Linked DNA regions of Homo sapiens: region 1 is linked to region 2. Evidence: chromatin loops called from intact Hi-C (ENCODE). Cell type or tissue: adrenal gland. All regions are shown on one strand. Each heading gives the region's core, and the rest is flanking DNA. Links, peaks and the distances in the headings are about the cores only.

Region 1 (11,355 bases), core at 2,335-10,334, 340 kb after region 2:
GAAACTCCGTCTCTACTAAAAATACAAAAATTAGCTGGGTGTGGTGGCGCATGCCTATAATCCCAGCTACTCGGGAGGCTGAGGCAGGAGAATCGCTTGAGCCAGGGAGGCAGAGGTTGCAGTGAGTCGAGATCGTGCCACTGCACTCCAGCCTGAGCGACAGAGTGAGACTCCATCTCAAAAAAAAAAAAAAAAAAGAATGACATGGACACATATGGAGTAGTTTTAAGGAGCGGAGAGTTTAGTAGGCAAGAAGAAAGGGAGAAGACAGAAAGAAGCTCCCCCATACAGAGACAGAAGGAGGGGGGCTCCAAAGTCCAAAGAGGGAACCCCAAGTGTGGTGGATACCAGCCAGGTATATGTAGAGGCTGGAGGAAGCAGTGTTTGATTTGCATAGGGCTCAGGGGATTGGTTTGACCAGGCATGTCATTCATGCAGCCCGTGAAAAAGCTGGCCCTCCCACCCTAGCCTTTTAATATGCAAACGCAGGGTGCCATGATGTTCTACACACATGGGGATATGTAGGGGTGGCCATGTTGCCAGGAACATGTGGGGCAAGGGCAAGAAGTTCGCAGGAATCGCCATGTTTGGGTGGACCCAGTTTCTAATGGCCTTCATTTGCATATCAAAGGTTGCCGGCCTGGCTCTAAGAGCTGCTTTAAAAACGAAAACTTCCCAGGGACCCCTTTTCCTCTCTTATCTGCCTAAAATAATTTCTTAACTCCTACAACACTATCATACCACATTACAGTTGTAGTATTGAAGAAAGAGACATATGATAAATACGTATTATCCAGTTTCAGTTTTGGCAATGAACATGACAGTCCACAAAAGCCACCATGTTTTTTGTGCTGAAAAATTCTTGTGAATGGAAGAAGGAAACCAGCAAAATGAAAAGGATCCCTTCTGAAAATGCATTTAAAGATGCAAGGGTTTTTTTGTGTAAGGAAAGCTCAATTCAAAAATAGCTGGGGCCAGGTGTAAGGGGCTCACACCTGTAATCACAACATTTTGGAGTGCCAAAGTGGGAGGACAGCTCGAGGCCAGGAGTTCGAGACCTACCTGGGCAACATAGCAAGACCCTATCTCTTTAAAAAAAAGAGAGAGAGAGTTGGAGCACTTGATTTTTGTCAAGCACATCTGTGTGAAGAGACCAGCAAGCAGACTTTGTGCGAGGAATAAAGCTTTTTAATCACCTGGGTGCAGGCAGACTGACTCTGAAAAAGCAGTCAGCGAAGGGAGATAAGAAAGGGGCAGCTTTATAGGGTTTGGGTAGGCAGTGGAAAGTTACAGTTAAAGGTGGTTATCTATTGTTAGCAGAGGAGGGGGTCCCAAGGTGCATGGTGTAGAGATCATGGGACTCATTGTCCAGAAGAAGAATGTCCCAGGGTCAATTGATCAGCTGGGGCAGGGCAGGAAAAAGTCATAATGGTAGAATGTCATAAGGTGGATTAATTAGTTAAGGCAGGAACTGGCTGTTTCACTTCTTTGTGATTTTTCGTCTGCTCTAGACTTCTTGGCTCCTGCAGGCCATCTGGACTTATATGTGCAGGTCACAGGGGTTATAATGGCTGACTGTCAGGCCTCTGAGCCCAAGCTAAGCCATCATATCCCCTGTGACCTGCACGTATACATCCAGATGGCCTGAAGCAACTGAAGAACCACAGAAGATGACATTCCACCATTGTGATCTGTTCCTGCCCCACCCTAACTGATCAATTGACCTTATGACAATACACCCTCCCCGCCCTTGCGATCATGTACTTTGTAATATCCTCCCCCACCTTTAAGAAGGTACTTTGTGATATTTTCCCTGCCCTTGAGAATGTACTTTGTGAGATCCACCTCCTGCCCACAAAAAATTGCTCCTAACTCCACCACCTATCCCAAACCTATAAGAACTAATGATAATCCCACCACCCTTTGCTGACTCCTTTTTTGGACTCAGCCCGCCTGCACCCAGGTGAAATAAACAGCCTTGTTGCTCACACAAAGCCTGTTGGTGGACTCTTTTCACATGGACACGCGTGACACTGAGCTTTGGCTCAGAGGCTTGACATTCCGGTCTTTTTATTTATAAAATATACAGTTATAAGAAAAGATAAAGAAAATGTAAGTTTCTTCCGGGGATTATTGGCGTAGGGGCGATGTTTCTCAGGACTGCTTCAAGCGTGACCAGGACTGTGTGGACACCTTAAAGAAAATTTAAGGGTAGAGGGCAGCATAAGAATGGGAATTGAGGTTAAAAGTGAGTATAAAAGTAAAGAATAGGATTTCATCAGGGTGAAAGTATTGGAGTGTGCCCTGCCAGCAAAGATCTTCCATCCACTCCAAAAGGGAGTCAAGAGTGGTGGTTTGGGGATAGCACCAGGAGATATCAGCTGTGATGGTTTGGAGAAAAGGTGTAAACTGTCAGTGTAAACAAGAGCAGGGCATTTATGAGTAGGTGAGAATGGTGAAGAGGAAAATAGCAGGGATGAAAAAGTTTGTGAGGTGCAGTCCAAGAAGGAGGGGGTGACGCCAGGAAGGAGGGGGTGACTGCATAAAGCCTTGTTGTAAAGAGTAGAGTAAGGAAGAAGAGACCTAATCCTGTGAGGCTGGAAGGGCATATTTTCCTTGGTCTAAGAACCATTTGTCTTGAGTGGGGAGGGATTGATAGGTGGAAACTTCAGTGGGAGAGTAAGTAGGAGTGACTGATGAGAAGGAGAAAAACTGGCTGTGAGGGACAGAAATAGGAATACTGGCTGCTTATTTAGCTGTCTTATCAGCATAATTGTTACCTTGAGCAGTGGGGTCTGAGGTCCTTTGATGGCCTTTGCAGGGAATGACTCCAGCTTCTTTTGGAAGTAAAGCGGCCTTAAGAAGAGTATTAAAGAGGCATTAATAATGGAGGACCCTTGCGTAGTGAGGAAACCTCTTTCTGCCCATATAACAGCATGGTGGAGCAGGATATGGAAGGCATATTTAGAGTCAGTATAAATATTGACACACAGTCCCTTTGCAAGACTGAGGGTCCCATTTAAGGCAATGAGTTCAGCTTGCTGAGAGGTAGTGGAGGTGGGCAGCACGGTGTCCTCAATGATAGATGTGGAAGACACTATAGCACAGCCTGCCTTTGCTGGTGAGTGGCGATTAGGCCTGGTGGAACAGCCATCAATGAACCAAAGTGTGATCAGGGTGAGGAACAGGAAAGAAGGAAATATGGGGAAATGAAGTGAATGTCAGGTGGATCAGAGAGATACGGTCATGGGGGTCAGGTGTGGTATCAGGAATATTGTGGGAGGCTGGATTGAAGTCCGGGCCAGGAACAGTGGTAATTGTGGGAGACTCAACGAAGAGTGAGTATAGCTGAAGGAGCCGGGGAGCAGAAAGTAGATGTGTCAGGTGTGCGGAAGAAAATAGATTTTGAAAGTTATGAGAACTGTAGAGAGTGAGTTGAGCAGAGTTTGTGATTTTGAGGTCCTTTATAAAAGGATTAGAGTGGTGGCAGCCGCCGCACACAGACATGAGGGCCAGCCTAAAACAGTAAGGTCAAGTTGTCTTGTCGCCTAGGCTGGAGTGCAGTAGCCTGATCTCAGCTCACTGCAGCCTCTGCTTCCTGGGCTCAAGCAATCCTCCCACCTCAGCCTCCCTAATAGCTGGGATTATAGGCATGCACCACCACATTGGGCCATTTTTTGTATTTTTTATAGAAATGGGGTTTTGCCATGTTGCCCAGGCTGGTCTTGAACTCCTAAGCTCAAATGATATGCCCACTTCGGCCCCCCAAAGTGTTGGGATTACAGGCATGAGCCACCATGCCCAGCCTATATTTTTTAAATTAATGTATAATTTACATCCAAAAAAATGCACAAATCCTAAGCATACAGTTTGATTAGTTTTGACAATTGTGTACATCTTGTGTAATCACCACCCCTTTCAAGACATAGAATATTTTCAACACCCCAGAAAATTCCCTGGGTGCCTTTCCATTCAATCTCTACCCTACCCCTGGAGACACCCACTTTTCTCTTTTATCACTTTCAAAATTTTTTTCTCATTATTATTTATTAATAATTTCTTTTTTTAATTTTTCAAAAATTCTTTTATTCTCTAGTTATACACACATACTCACTTTCAAATAAAATTCTATATTAGAAGGAAAGGTCTCTTTGTAAGGCATAATATTGACTTTTTCTTATGAGAAAACAGGAAATATCATTGGTGCTTTTAAAAAAGTGAAAGCATGAGAGAAAAATCAGGGCTCCATGTAGAGAAGTCTAATTGTTTCTCTACAAAAACCAACTGGAATACAGGATAGCTCTGTCCTACAGCAACCTAAAACACAACCTCCCTTGATGTACATATAGAAAATACATGTCTTGTGGCCGGGCGTGGTGGCTCATGCCTGTAATCCCAGTACTTTGGGAGGCCAAGGTGGGCAGATCACAAGGTCAGGAGATCGAGACCATCCTAGCTAACACGGTGAAACCCCGTCTCTACTAAAAATACAAAAATTAGCAGGGCGTGGTGGTGGGTGCCTATAGTCCCAGCTACTCAGGAGGCTGAGGCAGGAGAATGGTGTGAACCCGGGAGGCGGAGCTTGCAGTAAGCCGAGCTCACGCCACTGCGCTTCAGCCTGGGCTACAGAGCGAGACTCTGTCTCAAAAAAAAAGAAAAAAAAAAAAGAAAGAAAGAAAGAAAATATATGTCTTAACCAACTTGGGGTTATTCTTTTTTCAACCTGGATTCAGCCTCAGGCTGCTGTTGACAACAGTGCTCCTCTCTGGGGCGAGGCTGGAGGGCTTGCATTGCACTGGAAGGGCATGAGGCACCTACTGCCACAGCAGAGAATCAAAGGACCATAACTCTCCCTTGGGGGTTGAAGAATTCTTTAAAGTCTGAATATTTGGGGAACACAGAGCAAGGCTGTGCCCTGATTTTCCCTTTCTGAAAGTCACACTTAAAACATTTCTGTTCTACAAATTTCCATATATCAAAAGATGCTGTAGAATTTAATTCATACTGTCTTCTCAAAAGGAAGAGGAAAAAAAAACAGTTCTTCATAGGAGTCTTTTCTTTTTTGGTGTCTTAAATGCCAATGATCACAAAAACTTCCAGCTTCTCTTCATTATAGACCTGCATTGCTGAATATGTTATTGCCTTGACTTCTGTTCCCTGAGGATGCTTGGACAATGAAAACTCTTCTCCCCACCCAATTGATCATAATTTGAAATTTCTTTGATCAATACTAAGTACTTTCACTTTCCGGGGTATGAAGAATTCATCAGCACTGAACTTATAAAGCCATTCATCCAAAAAGTGAAACAGAAGAGTCTGTAAGTCATTTCCTTGGGTTTCTACTTCTACTGTTGGGAGGGGCTCCACTGTCCCAGTATCTGTCATGTAACCAAACATGGCCATTGCACATTGCTCGAATGCTTCCTCCAGAGTATCTCCCCATGCGTGTAACTGCACATCCGCCGTATGATCCAAATACTCGTACTTCCTATTGACTGGCGGATACTTGGCCTTGATCGCCTTCTGTTCCTCAGTCAAATTGTAATCTCTAACATCTTCCTCTGCCTGCGCCATGACTCTTTATTAATAATTTCAACTTTTAGGCCGGGTGTGGCGGCTCATGCCTGTAAACCCAGCACTTTGGGAGGCTGAGGCAGGCAGATCACCTGAGGTCAGGAGCTCCAGACCAGCCTGGCCAACATGGTGAAACCCTGTCTCTACCAAAAATACAAAAATTAGCCAGGCGTGGTCATGGGCGCCTGTAACCCCAGCTACTGAGGAGGCTGAGCAGGAGAATCGCTTGAACCCAGGAGGCGGGGTCGCAGTGAGCCGAGATTGCACCACTGCACTCCAGCCTGGGCAACAGAGCAGACTCCATCTCAAAAAAAAAAAAAAAAAAAAAAAAAAAAATTTAGTGGCCGGGCACCCTGGCTGACGCCTGTAATCCCAGCACTTTGGGAGACCAAGGTGTGCAGATCATGAGGTCAGAAGTTCGAGACCAGCCTGACCAACATGGCGAAACCCTGTCTCTACTAAAGATACAAAAAATTAGCCGGGTGTGGTGGCGCCCACCTGTAATCCCAGCTACTCGGGAGGCTGAGTCAGGAGAATCACTTGAACCTGAGAGGCGGAGGTTGCAGTGAGCCGAGATTGCCCCATTGCACTCCAGCCTGGGCAACAGGGTGAGACGCCATCTCAAAATAAATAAATATAAATTTTTTAAAAATTCAACTTTTATTTTATATTTGGGGGTACACGTGCAGGTTTGTTACATGGATATGTTGTGTGATGCTGAGGTTTGGGGTACAATTGATGCCATCACCCAGGTAGTGAGCATAGTACCCAATAGTTGGTTTTTCTTTTTTTTTTTTCCCAAGACAGAGTCTTGCTCTGTCATCCAGGCTGTAGTGCAGTGGTGCAATCTCGACTCACTGCAACCTCCGCCTCCCGAGTTCAAGCAATTCTCCTGCCTCAGCCTCCCAAGTAGCTGGGATTACAGGCGCCTGCCACCGCACCTGGCTAGTTTTTGTATTTTTAGTAGAGACAAGGTTTCACCATGTTGGCCAGGCTGGTCTGGAACTCCTGACCTTGTGATCTGCCTGCCTCAGCCTCCCAAAGTTCTGGGATTACAAGCATGAGCCACTGTGCCCGGCCAATAGTTGGTTTTTCAACCCTTTTCCTCCTTCCTTCCCCATCTAGTAGTCCCCAGTGTCTATTGTTGCTGTCTTTATGTCCCTGAGTACCCAATGTTTAGTTCCCACTTACAAGTAAGAACATGTGGTATTTGGTTTTCTGTTCCTTAGTTACTTTGCTTAGAATAATGCCTCCAGCTGCATCCATGTTGCTGTAAAGGACATGATTTCATTCATTTTTTTTTTATGGCTGTATAGTATTGCATGGTGTATATGTACCACATTTTCTTTATCCAGTCCACCATTAATGGACACTGAGGTTGATTCCATGTCTTTGCTATTGTAAATAGCGGTGTGAAAAACATACAAGTGTATGTGTCTTTTTGGTAGAATGATTTATTTTATTTTAATATGTATAATATATTATATACTTAATATATAATTTACAGTGGCTCACACCTGTAATCCTAACATTTTGGGAGGCCGAGGCAGGCAGATCGCCTGAGGTCAGGAGTTCGAGACCAGCCTAATCAACCTACTCGGGAGGCTGAGGTAGGAGAATCGCTAGAATTCGGGAGGTGGAGGTTGCGGTGAGCCGAGATGGCACCATTGCACTCCAGCCTGGGCAACAAGAGCAAAACTCCATCTCAGGAAAAAAAAAAAAAAAAAAAAATATATATATATATATATATATAAACACACACACACACACACACACACATACATATAATTTAACATGGCCGGGCACAATGGCTCACGCCTGTTATCCCAGCACTTTGAGAGGCCGAGGCGGGCAGATCACTTGAGGCCAAGAGTTCAAGACCAGCCTGGCCAACATGGTGAAACCCTGTCTCTACTAAAAATACAAAAAAAGTGAGCCAGACTTGGTGGCCTGTAATCCCAGGTACTCGGGAGGCTGAAGCATGAGAATCGCTTGAACCTGGAAGGCAGAGGTTGCAGTGAGCCAAGATCGCGCCATTGCACTACAGCCTGGGTGACAGAGTGAGACTCCATTTCAAATAATAATAATAATTTAATATATTATATATATTTATATAGGCCAGACAAAGTGGCTTATTCCTGTCATCCCAGTGCTTTGGGAGGCCAAGGCAGGTGGATCACTTGAGATCAGCAGTTCGAGACCAGCCTGGCCGACATGGCGAAACCCCATATCTACTAAAAATACAAAAATCAGCTGGGCATGGTGGGGGCCGCCTGTAATCCCAGATACTTGGGAGGCTGAGGCATGAAAATAGCTTGAACCCAGGAGGTGGAGGTTGCAGTGAGCTGAGATCACACCACTGCACTCCAGCCTGGGTGACAGAGTGACTCTGTCTCAAAAATAATAACTTTATATATATTTTATAAGTGGATTAGAGTTTATTAAGCAGGGGAGTGGAAGAGATGTGGCACAAATAGAGGTATGTAACATTCAAACAACAGAATCTGGGATTTTTGAAAAAGTATTTTAGTTGCGGGTACACAAAGGATCACTTCCACCCCCAACGACACTGGGGCCTCTGAAAGGGGAGGAAGGACTAAGTCCCACGGCAGGGCCAGTGGTTGCTCCTGGGTTTTGGAATGATCTCTGCAGAGCTTTCAAGGCCAGACCATGGGCTCAGGATTGAGACTTCATAGCAGTTGTGACTAGACCCAGCAAGATGGCTGCGACTGTGAAGCCCTGGACAGCGATCCGGGTGCGTGTCATGAGCTGAGAGCGCTGACTGTGGCCCTGGTGGAAGCAGTAGAGGCCGTAGGTGAGGGCGGTCGCCATGCCTAGGCAACCTGGGTACCATGTGGTTCTCGCGGGTCTTGTGAAGGAATTTTTCCTTGAAACTCTCTGGATTGCTGTAAACAGTGGAGCTAAACCCCTAAATGACTGGGGGCTTCCATGGTTCAAAGGGGACCTCTGGAGTCACAGGGCCAGGAGCCGCCATGTCCAGGCCACAGCTACAGGAGAAAATCGGGACTCCGAGCTCTGCCTCCTGGTGAAGGTCAGAAAAAGAAAAATATATTTTATGTATATTTACATATATTTCTTTTAATAATATATATACCCAGGAATGGATTGCTGGATCGAATGGTAGTTCTGCTTTAAGTACTTTTAGAAATCTCCAAACCAGCCGGGCGCAGTGGCTTATGCCTGTAAACCCAACGCTTTGGGAGGCTGAGGCATGTGGATCACCTGAGGTCAGGAGTTCGAGACCAGCCTGGGCAATATTGCAAAACCCCATCTCTACTAAAAATTAGCTGGACGTGGTGGTGTGCACCTGTAATCCCAGCTACTCGGGAGGCTGAGGCAGGAGAATTGCCTGAACCCGGGAGGCAGAGGCTGCAATGAGCCGAGATCGAGCCACTGCACTCCAGCCTGGGCAACAAGAGTGAAACTCCGTCTCAAAAAAAAAAAAAAGAAATCTCCAAACTGCTTTCCACAGTGGCTGGACTAGTTTACATTCCCACCAACAGCATATAAGTGTTTTCTTTTCTCCGCAGCCTTGACAGCATCTGTTGTTTTTTGACTTTTTAGGAATAGCCATTTTGACTGGTGTGAGATGTTATCTCATTGTGGTTTGTTTTTGTTTTTGTTTTGAGAGTCCCGCTTTGTTGTCCAGGCTGGAGTGCAGTGGTCCCATCTCAGCTCACTGCAACCTCTGCCTCCCAGGTTCAAGTGATTCTCACACCTCAGCCTCCCATGTAGCTGGGATTACAGGCATGAGCCACCATACCTGGCTAATTTTGTATTTTTAGTAGAGATGGCGTTTTGCTATGTTGGCCAGGCTGGTCTCAAACTCCTGACCTCAAGTGATCCACCCATCTCGGCCTCCCAAAGTGCTGGGATTACAGGTGTGACCCACTGCACCTGGCCCAGACCCTGATTGTGGTTTTGATTTGCATTTCTCTGATGACTAGTGATGTTGAGCATTTCTTCATGTTTTTTGGCCACTCTTGTCTTATTTATTTGTTTGTTTGTTTGTTTGTTTTTTTATTTTTTGAGACGGAGTTATGTTCTTGTTGCTTAGCCTGGAGTACAATGGCATGACCTTGGCTCACCGAAACCTCTGCCTCCCGGATTCAAGCGATTCTCCTGCCTCAGCCTCCCAAGTAGCTGGGATTACAGGCATGCACCACCACACCTGGCTAATTTTTGTATTTTTAGTAGAGACGGGTTTCTCCATGTTGCTCAGGCTGGTCTCGAACTCCCAACCTCAGGTGATCCACCCGCCTCAGCCTCCCAAAGTGCTGGGATTACAGGCATGAGCCACTGCACCCAGCCACTCTTGTCTTATTTTGAGAAGTGTCTGTTCGTGTATTTGTCCACTTTTTAATGGAGTTATTTGTTTTTTGTTTGTTGAATTCTTTAAGTTCCTTATAGATTCCGGATATTAGACCTTTGTCGACTGCATGGTTTGCAAATATTTTCTCCCATTCTGTAGGTTTTCTGTTTACTCTGACAACCACTTTTCTGATTTCTATGACCAGTGATTAGTGTTCTTGTTAGTTCTAGATTTTGTCACTCTACATAAGATTTTTGAGTCATCCACGTTGTTGAATGAATAAGTAGGTTTTTAAAAATTGTTAAGTAGGCTGGGTGCAGGGGCTCGTGCCTTTAATTCCAGCACTTTGGAAGGCCAAAGCAGGAGGATCACTTGAGCACCAGGAGTTTGAAACCAGCCTGGGCAACATAGGGAGACTCCGTCTCTAAAAAAACTTAAAAATTAGCTGGATGTGGTGGCGTGCACCTGTGTTCCCAGCTACTTGGGAGGCTGAGGTGGGAGGATTGCTTGAGCCCAGGAGGTAGATGCTGCAGTCAGCTGATATCACACCACTGCACTCCAGCCTTGGCAACAGAGGGAGACCCTGTCTCAAAAAAACAAAAATGTGCTAAGTGATGTTCCATTGCCTTAATATACTACAGCTTGTTTATCCATTCTCCTCCTGATGGACATTTGAGTTCTTTCCAGTTTTGGGCTATTATGAATAAAGCTGCTACAAACATTGTTACACAAGTCTTTTTGTGGACATATGTTTTCACTTCTCTTGAGAAAATATTTAGGAGTGGAATTGAGTCATAAGAGTAGGTATACATTTAAGTTTATACTCTTATAAACTGTCAGAGTTGGTGTGTGTTTAACTTTATAACAAATGGTCAAACACTTTTCCAAAATGGCTGAGCCGCTACAGTAGGTAGCTAGTCAGGTATGAGCAGGCCAGGAGAAGGCTCCCCACACACACTAGGAGTGTCGGGCAACCATCAGGTGATGGTCAGGTGGTTGTTAACTGTCTCTCTAAAGTAATAATTGATCACAGCCAGTGCAGGGAAAGGCCGTCTCTTAATAGATGGAAAACACCTGAAATTGGTGACCAGCAGCTTTCCAATAAGATCCAAGGAATGGGGAGAACAAGACTCCGGAAGTAGGCCAATGTGCAAAACCCCAAGTCGAGACGTCGAGCTGTGCACTAGGGTCTCTTGAGTCGCCCGCTTGGCCCTCTTCCAAGTGTACTTTCCTTCCTTTCCTTACTGCTCTAAAGCTTTTTAGTAACTCACTCCTGTTCTAAAACTTGCCTTGATCTCTCTCCTTATGCCTTACGGCCCTCAGTCGAATTCTTTCTTCTGAGAAGGCAAGAACGGAGGTCGCCGCAGACTCATACAGGTAACTACCACCACTAACAGTGCCATTTCATATTCTAACAGCAATATATGAGAGTTCTCGTTGTTTACACC
Region 2 (11,355 bases), core at 2,198-10,197:
TCTAAACCCATCTGCCTGGGTTGACTCCTGACTCAGCTTCTTACTAGCTGAATGACTTTCAGCAAGTTGCTCAACCTCTTTGCGCCTCAGTTTCCTTGTCTTTAAAATGAGTATAATCATAATACCCATCTGAGAAGATGTTTTTGACAAGTGAATTAATATATATATGCAATGCCCTTAGAGTGGTGTCTGGTACTAGTAAGAACTAAGTGTGTATTAATAATGGTAATTGTAGTAGTTGTAGTTGTGGAGTTGGTGGTAGTATTAATAGATGTAATAGTAGTTCTTCCAGTAATTCATTACTGTCTACTTAGATTCAATCTCAGACATCAGTGTTTCTCTTAGCTAAGATACAAGCATACCTTGTTTTACTGCACTTTGCTTTATTAAGCTTTGCAGATACTGCATTTGTTTAAAAATTGAAGGTTTGTGACAAGCCTGCATCAAGCAAGTCTACCAAAACCATTTTTCTAACAATGTGTGCTCATTTCATTTCTCTGTGTCACATTTTGGTAATCCTCACAATATTCCAGACTTTTTCGTTATTTTATCTGTTATGGTAATCTGTCATCAGTGATTTTTGATGTTACCATCGTAGTTGTTTTGGGACACCACGAACCACACCCATGTAAAACAGCAAACTCAATCAATAAATGTGTGTTCTGACTGCTCCACACACCGATCATTCCTCCATCTCTCTCCCTCTTCTTGGGACTCCCTATTCCCTGAGACACAATAATATTGAAATTAGGCCAGTTAATAACCCTACATGGCCTCTGAGTGCTTAAGTGAAAGAGAGAGTCCCACATTTCTCACTTTAAATCAAAAACTAGAAATGATAAAGCTTAGTGAGGAAGACATGTCGAAAGCCAAGATAGACCAAAGGTAGGCCTCTTGCATCACAGATAGCCAAGTTGTGAATGCAAAGAAAAAGTTCTTGGAGAAAATTAACAGTGCTACTCCAGTGGACACGCAAATGATAAGGAAGTGCAACAGCCTTATTGCTGATAAGGAAAAAGTTGTAGTGCTCCGGAGAGAAGATCAAAGCAGCCACAACCTTCCCTTAAGCCAAAGCCCAATACAGAGCAAGACGTTAACTCTTCAGTTCTGGAAAGGCTGAGAGAGGTGAGGAAGCTGCAGAAGAAAAGCTTGAAGCTAGCAGAGAGCTTGGTTCATGAAGTTTGGGGAAAGAAGCTGTCTCCATAACATGGAGGTGCAAGGAGAGGCAACAAGTGCTGATGCAGAAGCTGCAGCAAGTTACCCAGAAGATCTAGCTAAGATCATTGATGAAGGTGGCTATCCTAAACAACAGATTTTCCATGTAGACAGAATAGCCTTCTATTTGAAGAAGATGCCATCTAGGACTTTCATAGCCTAGAGAGGAGAAGTCAATTCCTGGTTTCACAGCTTCAGAGGACAGGCTGTTCTTGTCAGAAGCTAATGCAGTGGGTGACTTTAAGTTGAAGCCAATGCTCTTGTATCATTCTGAAAATGCTGGGGCCCTTAAGAATTATGCTAAAGCTGTTCTACGTGTTCTAGAAATGAAACAACAAAGCCTGGATGACAGCATGTATTAGTCAGGGTTCCCTAGAGGGACAGAATTAATAGGATATATATATATATATATATGGGAGTTTATTAAGTATTAACTTAAACAATCACAAGGTCCCACAATAGGCTGTCTGCAAGCTTAAGGAGCAAGGAGAGCCAGTTTGAGTCTCAAAACTGAAGAACTTGGAGTCCAATGTTTGAAGGCAGGAAGCATCCAGCACAGGAGAAGGATGTAGGCTGGAGGCTAATCCAGTCTCTCCTTTTCACGTTTTTCTGCCTGCTTTATATTCCCTGAGAGCTGATTAGATTATGCCCACTCAGATTAAGGGTGGATCTGCCTTCCCCAGCCCACTGACTCCAATGTTAATCTCCTTTGGCAGCGCCCTCACAGACATACCCAGGATCAATACTTTTCATCCTTCAATCCAGTCAAGTTGACACTCAGTATTAACCATCACACAGCACATCTGTTTATGTGGTATGCTAAATATTTGAAGCCCACTGTTGAGAATTACTGGTCAGAAAAAAGATTCTTTTCAAAATATTACTGCTCATAGACAATGCACTTGGTCCCCCATGGGTTCTGATGGAGTTGTACAAGGAGATTAATGTTATTTTTATGCCTGCTAACACAATAACCATTCTGCAGCCTGTGGATCGAGGAGTAATTTTTTACTTTCAAGTCGTATTATTTAAGTCATTTCTTAAGACTATAGCTGCCATAGGCTGGGCGTGGTGGCTCACGCCTGTAATCCCAGCACTTTGGGAAGCCAACGCGGCAGATCACCCAAGATCAGGAGTTTGAGACCAGCCTGGCTGACATGGTGAAACCCTGTCTGCGGTGAAACCTTGTCTCTACTAAAAATACAAAAATTAGCTGGACATGGTGGCAGGTGCCTGTAATCCCAGCTACTCAGGAGGCTGAGGCAGGAAAATCACTTGAACCTGGGAGGCGGAGGTTGCAGTGAGCTGAGATCACACCATTGCACTCCATCCTGGGCGACAAAGCAAGACTCCATCTCAAAAAAATAAATAATAAATAAAAAAGACTAGCTGCCATAAAACGTGATTCCTCTGATGGCTCTGGGCAAAGTAAATTGAATACCTTCTGGAAAGCAGTCACCATTCCAGATGCCATAAGAACATTCATGATTCACAGGAGGAAGTCAAAATATCAACATTAGCAGCAGTCTAGAAGAAGTTGATTCCATCCCTCATGGATAACTTTGAGGGGTTCAAGGCTTTAGTGGAAGAAGGAATTGCAGAATTGGTGAAAATAACAAGAGAACTAGAACTAGAAATGGAGTCTGAAGATGTGACTGATAAAACATCAATGGCTGAGGAGTTGTTTCTTGGGATGAGCAAAGAAAGTAGTTTCTTCATTTGGAATCTACTCCTGAAGATGCTGTCGACATTGTTGAAATGTTAGGTGTAGGAAAAAATAAAAAAGAAGTAATCACTTTTTGGGTCTGACCTGCAGACCCTGGCCGAGTGATAGATGAAAGAAGTTCTCAGACATGGATATCCAGTGAAGGAGTGGGCTAGGGGGCTGCTGGCACTAGGGCCGAAGAGAGTTAGCCGCCTCTATAAGCCAGAGATGCTCGTGTTTATTTAGTACAGATTTAATGAGAAAGGCTTGGAGCAAACACAATTTGTGGGTAATTAACATTGTCGACCCACCAAATAGAGAGCAGTCCTGCACACGAATGATCACAGATTAGTTTCTGGAGACAAGAGTAAACAAGTTTATCTAGATAAGTTCCTTTACATTCCCTTGTTATGTAACCCTTGCTCTTAAGAGAATTTAACTGCCTTCAGCTAAATCCTCTTGAAGCTTTTGCAAAACCTCCCGGCCTTCCAATAAGGTTTGCATCTTTCCCTATAATTTTTATAACTTTTCCCACCACCCTGACTGATCTCCTACATCTCCTCCTTCCTTTTCTGCTTTTTACATCAGGTTTTGTTAATTGAAGAGTACAGATGTGTGCAGCAGCAGATTTGTTAGGCATAGTGGTTATAACTCGTTTTCCAGCTTTGCATCCTAGAATTAGTAAATAGCATAAGACAAACATGAGTATAATCAGTAACATTCTTTTCCAACAAGAATTGACCCCCAGGAGTGGGGGTCTATCCAGGAGAGATGTTATCTCACATCCTTCCATATGGCTGTTTGTTGGGCGTGTAGATCTACGGTGTTTAGGGATTCTAGAATTTTAGTTTTAAGTTGTCTTAAGTCTGCTGTTAAATTATCATATAAGGTTCCCCAGGGGTGTTGTTTCACCTCATCCCAACTATGTATTGGTTGATTCCAAGGTAGGGAGGTGACACAGATACACTTATGCTCCCAGTCACAGTTTAAGTGCTGTCGGAATGCCAGCGCATCTTGCTGCTCCCCTGTATATTCTAAGGCAGCCTCAGGGGCTTGCAGGCGTGCAAGAATCTTTTGATCTGTACCCTGCTCTAAGAGAAGTTCATTAGACACATTTTTGGCCAAGTTACCTACAAAGGTAGCTGTTTTTACAGATTCAGTAATAGAGGCCACAGCAATACTAGCAGTTGCTAAGATGACTATGGCTGAGACTATAAAGGTTTTATAAGTGTGCCTATGAATCTTTTGGGTCTGACCTGGGACGGGGCATGTTCTCAGGTGGCAAGAGCAGAGGAACCTTGCCAATCACGTGTCAAATTGGTGGGAATGCTTCAGATTGTCTCCTTAATACCATGATACTAGTAATATTTAAATTAGATATAATTAGTGACGCATGAGGCAAACCAAACCTGTCCCTGCACTCGGGTCACAAACGTGGAGTTTTGGGGTGTAATGGAAATATTGGTTCCCATAAGGAAAACATATGGATGGGTAGTGCAAATCAGGCACTGATCTGTGTGATTATGAATAAAGGTCACAGTATAGTTGTTACTGGAATTATGGTATGTCCCATACCAGGTGTAAAGGGAGATGCTAAGATGTCCCAGGCACCATAAAGTGTCTTGGGGTGGCATGGACTCTCCTTGGGATCTGGGATATCCCGTCCCTCCATCGGCCCAAATTGTACGGGAATGAGACGTGGCTGCAAAACTGTGATTGATGCCACGATGGATGAGGACATCAGTATGGTTGCTCTGCAAGTGTCAGTGGGGGCTCTAGTCTAAGATGTTATAATAGCCTAAATGGAGTCTACGGGCTTGTCCTCCATGACAGACCTCCCAGCCAAAGTGGAATCCATTACTTTCCTGGCTATGTTCTTTAGCACAGGAAGGAATGTTGGGGAAAGTGGCGTTGGTTGCATTGCCCGGTTTGAGGCTATCTGCAACCAAGAATGTTAAGGCATTTCCTTTGCCATGATATAGCCATACTTGAGTTTGGGCAGGTACACAGTAAGGATTGGAACTTTTATAACTAATGCACAGTGGGAGGATAGTGGAGTGATATATAGTGTTACCTGGCATCTTAATCCAATGTGTGCCATTAATGAGGGACCCCACTGGGGGTAAGTCAATCCCTCCTAGCCAAGCAGTTATGTTATTAGAGGTTGGGAAGGGGGTGTCTGCCCAAGTAACAGGGCAAAAGAAAAGCAGATCTAAGCCAAGCAATTATGTTATTAGAGGTTGGGAAGCGGGTGTCTGCTCAAGTAACAGGGCAAAAGAAAAGCAGATCTAAGAGATGAGCCCAATAGAGAGTAGCAGGTGCAGGTTGCAGGCAGAGTGAGAGATTAAGAAGGGTTAATACCCTATGAGAGTTGCAGTGTACAACAGAAGGCATAGCAAGGAACAAATTATGTGGAGTGAATGGTGTCTGTGTCTGGAGCAGGATTCGCTCAGCCTCCTGAGTTGTCTTCTTCAGCATCCCCCAGGTAAAGTCCGGGGCTTGTGTCATCCTAGGAAGCCGCGTCGTCCGGGGCTGCTGGTCCTGCAGGGACATTTCCTTCATTTCTGGTACCAGGTTGGGTCCTAGCCACACCATGGTATGATTTGATGTATCGTGCTAGAATCCAGAGAGGACCTGAGGGGGTGTGAACACAAGCATATCCTCTTTCCCATGTAAGCAAATCATTTGGACCACACCATACATTACTATTTACATTTTTCCATTAAACTGCAGGTTTTATGTCTTGAGAGGTTTTAGCAAAGTGCTTTTCTATGGCTGAAATTTATCATCTAAATTTTAAAAATTAAGGGTAAATAAGGCTTGTGCCAGTAGTGTTGCCAGGTTCTTACCCATATTCCCCCTTTTTTGTTTTTTTGAGCATATTTTTAAGAGTGGAATGGGTATGTTCTACTGTCCTTGGGGGTTATACGAGATGCCTGTGGAATGTTGGATGTTCCACGTGTGACAAAATTGTTGAAATTGTGAGCTGGCATAAGCCAGACCATTATCAGTTTTAATTTTTGTGGGCCGCCCTATAAATGCAAAAGTTAAGAGTAGATGTTTAATAATATATTGGGTGGACTCTCCAGGAAAAGTATGTGCACTAATTAACTGAGAATTGGCATCAATGGATACATGTACATATCTTTGTTTTCTAAATTTAGGATGTGAGTAACATCTGTTTGCCATAACTGATTAGGTTCTAGTCCTCTAGGGTTAACACCTGTTGGAGGGGCGGTGCCGTCCTCTAGGGTTAACACGTGTTGAAGGAGGGGAGGTGCCTGTGAGCTGGCAATCTGGGCATTGCAGGATAATTTCTTTAGCTAGCCTTTGGGTGAGTTTAAATTGTTTAGTTAAATTACTCCAATTTTGGTGGAAAAATTGATGCAATTGGGTGGCTTGGTCAAGCAGTGACGTCATAACTTGCATATCTGCTTGTTCATTGCCATAAGCCAATGGGCCAGGCAGTGAGCTGTGGGCTCCAATATGTGTGATTAGAAATAGGATGTGTACGTTGATCCAGCAATTGCTGAAGTCAAAGAAAAAGTGCACACAGGGTGGGCTCGAGAATGGACTTGAGGGCTGTTTCAAGGTTCTGCAATAAATAAACAGAGTAAGCAGGGTCACTAACAATATTGATGGGCTGAGCAGAAAAAGTTTCCAGTGCCAGTATTAAGGCTCCAGCCTTAGCTGTCTGAGTGCTAGTAAATCCAGAATGAGTAAGGGAATTATGTGGTTTCTACCAAATTGCCACTTTTCCATTTTTACCAGAACCGTCAGTAAAAAGCATTAAAGCGTTGGGTATGGGGGAGTGAACTACTTTTATAGGCACAACTACAGAAGTATGAGATAAGAACTGAATTAAGTTTGTCAGCAGGAAGGGCATGCTCTATATGGCCTGTATAATCAGAAAGTGCTATTTGCAGGTCTAGAGATAAGGGCAATACTGCTTTGAATTGCTTTTTACTTGAAGGAATTCTATGACATCAGGGTCATAACCTAGTGACTGATTGCATTGTCTGCAGCTTGTATAGTTGACTTTATTAACTAGCTGGATATAGGGAGATAGTGTTTTAGTCCAGGTATGTGAGCAAAAAATCCATTCCAGGAAGCGTAGCCCTGGGGCCATTTGTCCTATTAACCCTGTCGGGAGTGTTTAGTAGGAAAAACAAACAATTGAACTGAATAATTTGGGTCTATGCGATTTAGTTGCCTCTGAGAAATAGCTTGCTCTATTTCCTCAATTCCCCTTTTTGCTGCAGGAGTTAAATACCTGGGAGAGTCTGGGGCTGTATTGCCCTTTAGGATGGAAAACAGGTTTTGCAGCTTATCAGTAGTCATGCCCAAGGTGGGACGAAGCCAATTAATATTGCCCAATAATTTTTGATAATCATTTAAGGTGTATAAGTTGCTAGTATTTAATTTAACCTTTTGAAGTCTTATTGACCAGGAAATTAGCATGTATCCAAGATATTTCCAAGGAGAGGACATTTGCACATTTTTAGGTGCTATGTTTAAACCTCTTAGCTGTGTATTCTTTATGACAGAGGCATATAAACTTAAATGCCTTTGTTGGGGCTGCTAGTAAATATCATCCATAAAATGAATAATCTTGCAAGTAGGAACTTCTTTTCTACTGGGGAGCAAAGCTTGATTGACATGATACTGACACATGGTAGGACTATTTAGCATCCCTTGAGGAAACACTTTCCAATGAAATCAGCTAGCTGACCTTTCATTATTGATAGCTGGTATGGTAAATGCAAATTTTTCTCTGTCCTGTTCTGCAAGGGGAATAGTATAAAAGCGGTCTTTTAAGTCAATAACGGCTAAAGGCCAATCTTGAGGAATCGCTGCGGGGGAAGGGAGGCCCTGTTGAGGCCCCATGGGTTGCAAATTAGCATTAATAGCCTGTAAGTCATGCAGAAGTCTCCATTTGCCAGACCTTTTGGGAATGACGAAAATGGGTGAATTCCGAGGGCTGTTTGACAATTCTATATGGCCAGCTTTTAATTGCTCCTCAACTAATTCATGGGCTCTTTGTAATTTCTTTCCCTTTAAAGGCCACTGTTCTACCCAAGTTGGATCTTGAGAGAGCCATGTTAAGGGTAGGGGAGGAATAATAACAGTGGCCATTATTAGAAAGAGGTCTGCAGAGTGACCTCAAACCTCTTGTAAATGGGCTAGCGGCTCCGTTCTTTCTAATGCTTTTTCTTATCTCTTTATAAGCTTTAAAATAAATGGGTTCATGTACCTGATTGCCTTGTTGATCTTGCATTACCAGGCAGGCTAAGAGCTCCCCTTCTAATGCTGCTTGCCTAAGACAGAATCCCATAGCTGTAGGATATCCCTTGTCTTTTTTCCAATTTATTGGAGGAGGGGACTCAGGCAAAACCTCCATTTCCTTTTTGTTATTTTTTTCTGTTAATGGCGGGGCTGAGGGAGATGGAGTCGGTAAGGTAGGTGATGGTTCCTCTTCCCTACCCTTTTTAGGCACTTCTGTGTATAGCAGGACCAAAGCAGCCCTGACTAAGGCCCATAACATTAGAGATGTTACTGGGACCCATTGCCCTTCTGCATGATGTTGTTTAAGATTTCTCCCAACTGGTTTCCAGAGCTCTATGTCTAATGTACCTTCTTCGGGGAACCACGGGTTATGGGAAACAACTGTTACATATAAAGTTTCGGTGCCACAAAAGAAATAGCACTTGAATATAAAATTTTCTTTTTAATTCTCAGCAAGGCAAGTTACTTCTATAGAAGGGTGCGCCCTTACAGATGGAGCAGTGGTGAGCGCACACTTGGACAAGGGAGGGGAAAGCGTTCTTATCCCTGATGCACGTGGCCCCTGCTGCTGTGTCATTTCCCTATTGGCTAGGGTTAGACCGCACAGGCTAAACTAATTCTGATTGGCTAACTTAAAGAGAATGACGGGGTGAGCGCTTTGGCGGGAGTCAGGGCAGAGCAGGTAGCAGGTAATTGGAATGAGTTAGGGTGGAGCAGATGATCGGAATGAGTCAGGGTGGAGTAGGAAATCGAAAAAGGTTGCTTTATGAGGAAGTTAAGTTTAAAAGTAGAAGGCAAAGAATTGAACATACTGACATATTCTTTGAAAACAAATTTAGAACTCATATCTAACAATCCCTCCCCTTGTATTTCCTTACAGCTTTCTTTTCAAACTTTTTTACAAGTCTTGGCTTAGTTGTTTTGCTTGATTTTCCAAAAGAAGAAGCTTCTCTGGATAAGATGGAGGATAGTTGGTGGAGGTTTTAGTAAGTGCTGTTTTTATGAGCCTCTGCATCAACTTACAGATGCATGGTATGACACAGCACCCAACAAGAATAATTACCTATTACGGCAGTGAGGGAAATAAGAATTGAGGCTATTATTCCTTTCCATTTACTGAACTACTTTTCTAGCCATCCTGTAAAGGGGTCATTTACCCTTGAGTTGCTGGCTAACTCATTGGATAGAGCAGTCAGACCTTGCAGTGCCTTTGTTATACTTCCATTAGGAACAGTGTTGTTTGGGATAAAGGTGCAACATTGAGTTTTAATCATGACACAAACTCCTGCTCTTTCTGCTAATAAATAAGATAGCCTAAGGCTATCTTATTTTCCCAAGCCATCTGACTAGTAGCCCCTAATTGTTCAGCTATTCCTTTAACAGCATCTCTAGTGTAGTTAATAAATCGCTGCTGGTTGTAATAGATGTAGTTTATACAGTCTACATTTTTATTGTCACCCACCAAAATATTGACTCAAATCCTGCAGCTATTTGATTTTGGGTTTTAAATTGATCTAGTATTCCCTGTGGGACTCTAATTGTGTCTAAATAGACGTGAGAGTCGAAAGACCCATAGGGGGCTTCTCTTGCTTTACAGTGTCTTATTTTTCCTTCCTCTGGTTGATGAAATGCCAGGGTGAAAGGGATAGCCAATTGGACTAAAGCACAAGTGCACTCCAGTTATTTGGCAGAGTGTCCAGCAAAGGTCCACCACAATACCACCACACATCTGCTTGGGGATGAACAAGGGCTGACTGATTGATAACCTGTTGAAAATTCTTAAGCTCACTGCATCCCTTCAGGTCTCCAAGGAATGCTAAGTTTCCTCCCTGTCGTGAGAGACATGAATTGAACTTAGTGTTGGGAGACGGAAGCTGGATGGCCCTCGGGGGCTGACCCGCAGGGTGCCGGACTGCTTTCTTCTGCTAGCAAAGCAGTTGCCACTACAGATTAAATGCATTTGGGCCATCCACGGGTTACTGGGTTAAGGATTTTTGATAGGAAAGCTACAGGTTGTAAGTGGCTTCAGTGCTTTCTGGCTACACCCTTGTTTACACTGACAACAAGGTGGTATTGGAGTGTTATAGGGTCACGGAGAAGACCTTCAATTATCAATTATAGGTTTTTAATTTATCCTGGCTTTTAAAGGAATAGGGTACACTGTTTTCTCTTTACTACTTCTATCTCTCTCTCTCTTTGAGTTTCTGTTCTCTCTCTTTCTCTGTCTCTGACTCCCTCTTTGTCTCTCTGTCTCTTTCTCTCTCTCTCTGTCTCTTTCTCTCTCTCTCTGTCTCTATCTCTCTGACTCCCTCTTTTTCTGTCTCTTCTTCTCTTTCTCTCTCTGCCTCTCTTTCCCCTTTCTCTTCTCTCTCTCTCTCTCTCTCTCCCCTCTCTGCTGTTCTTTCCCTGCCTCTGCCAGCCACTTATGCTGCTGTTCTCCCCTCTCCTTCCACTTCCTCTAGGGGAGGGACCAGCGGGAGTAGAGCTTCTCTTTCTTCCTCTGAAAAGAGGATGCCCAAGATGGACATTAACTCGACCCAAGTATACAACTGAGGTCCTAAGAATTGGTCAATTTGGTCTGCCATTCCGTAAAGGTCATCCAGTAGCAGTTTAAGCACCTTTTTAAAATTCTGGATTTCTGAACTGGTTAGGGGAGCATTTACAAAGCCAATGGCCCCCCCTTCCTTGTGGTACCTCTTTCAAAGGAAAGAAAGTCGGGGCTGATCTCTTAGGTACAGAGGGAAATGGGAAATTCTGAATATCTTTTTTACATTGTTCTACTTCACACTGGAGTCCTTTTAGAGAGGGGTATTTAGGTTGGGAGGGAACAGGCTGATGGGATGGTAATTCCTAAGAGTCAGGGTTATAACGAGGAAGGATAACGTTGAGTAGAGAGGGAATTTGGAATGGGATCTGAGGCAGCAGTGGCTGTCTGAGCGGAAAGATTGGGGACACTGAACGGGGTTAGATAGTCTAAGGGATCCCATGCGCTGGAATTTTTAGGCATGAGAGCTGGCTCCTCTGACTTTTCATTTTGAGGTACCAGATTGGGTTCTTCCCTATTTGTTTTTAAAGGAAAAAGGAGGGCAGGTCTTTGCCTCCAATAAAGGGCATAGCCTAGTTCTTCCTGAGACACTGGACTTTTACCA

Evidence for each region. Hi-C counts contacts between places; a loop is a spot of excess contacts. Peaks named below come from ENCODE experiments on the same cell type or tissue, not always from the same donor. Only the 100,000 strongest peaks of a DNase experiment are listed, where the experiment ranks them.
Region 1: a loop joins it to region 2, with 2.3 times the contacts of the local background. A loop is called at or near these places in 3 of 110 quality-filtered maps.

What each region holds. Positions count from the first base shown.
Region 1 is chr2:231,428,853-231,440,207 of GRCh38, forward strand. It overlaps the pseudogene ZBTB8OSP2 and the pseudogene HIGD2AP1. Among named protein-coding and RNA genes, the nearest start is that of SNORA75, 21 kb to the right of the region's middle. In adrenal gland, for the core only: no CTCF peak of the experiment used is centred there; no DNase peak of the experiment used is centred there.
Region 2 is chr2:231,087,986-231,099,340 of GRCh38, forward strand. The region is part of intron 16 of PSMD1 (proteasome 26S subunit, non-ATPase 1); the gene reads left to right. Among named protein-coding and RNA genes, the nearest start is that of HTR2B, 31 kb to the right of the region's middle. In adrenal gland, for the core only: no CTCF peak of the experiment used is centred there; no DNase peak of the experiment used is centred there.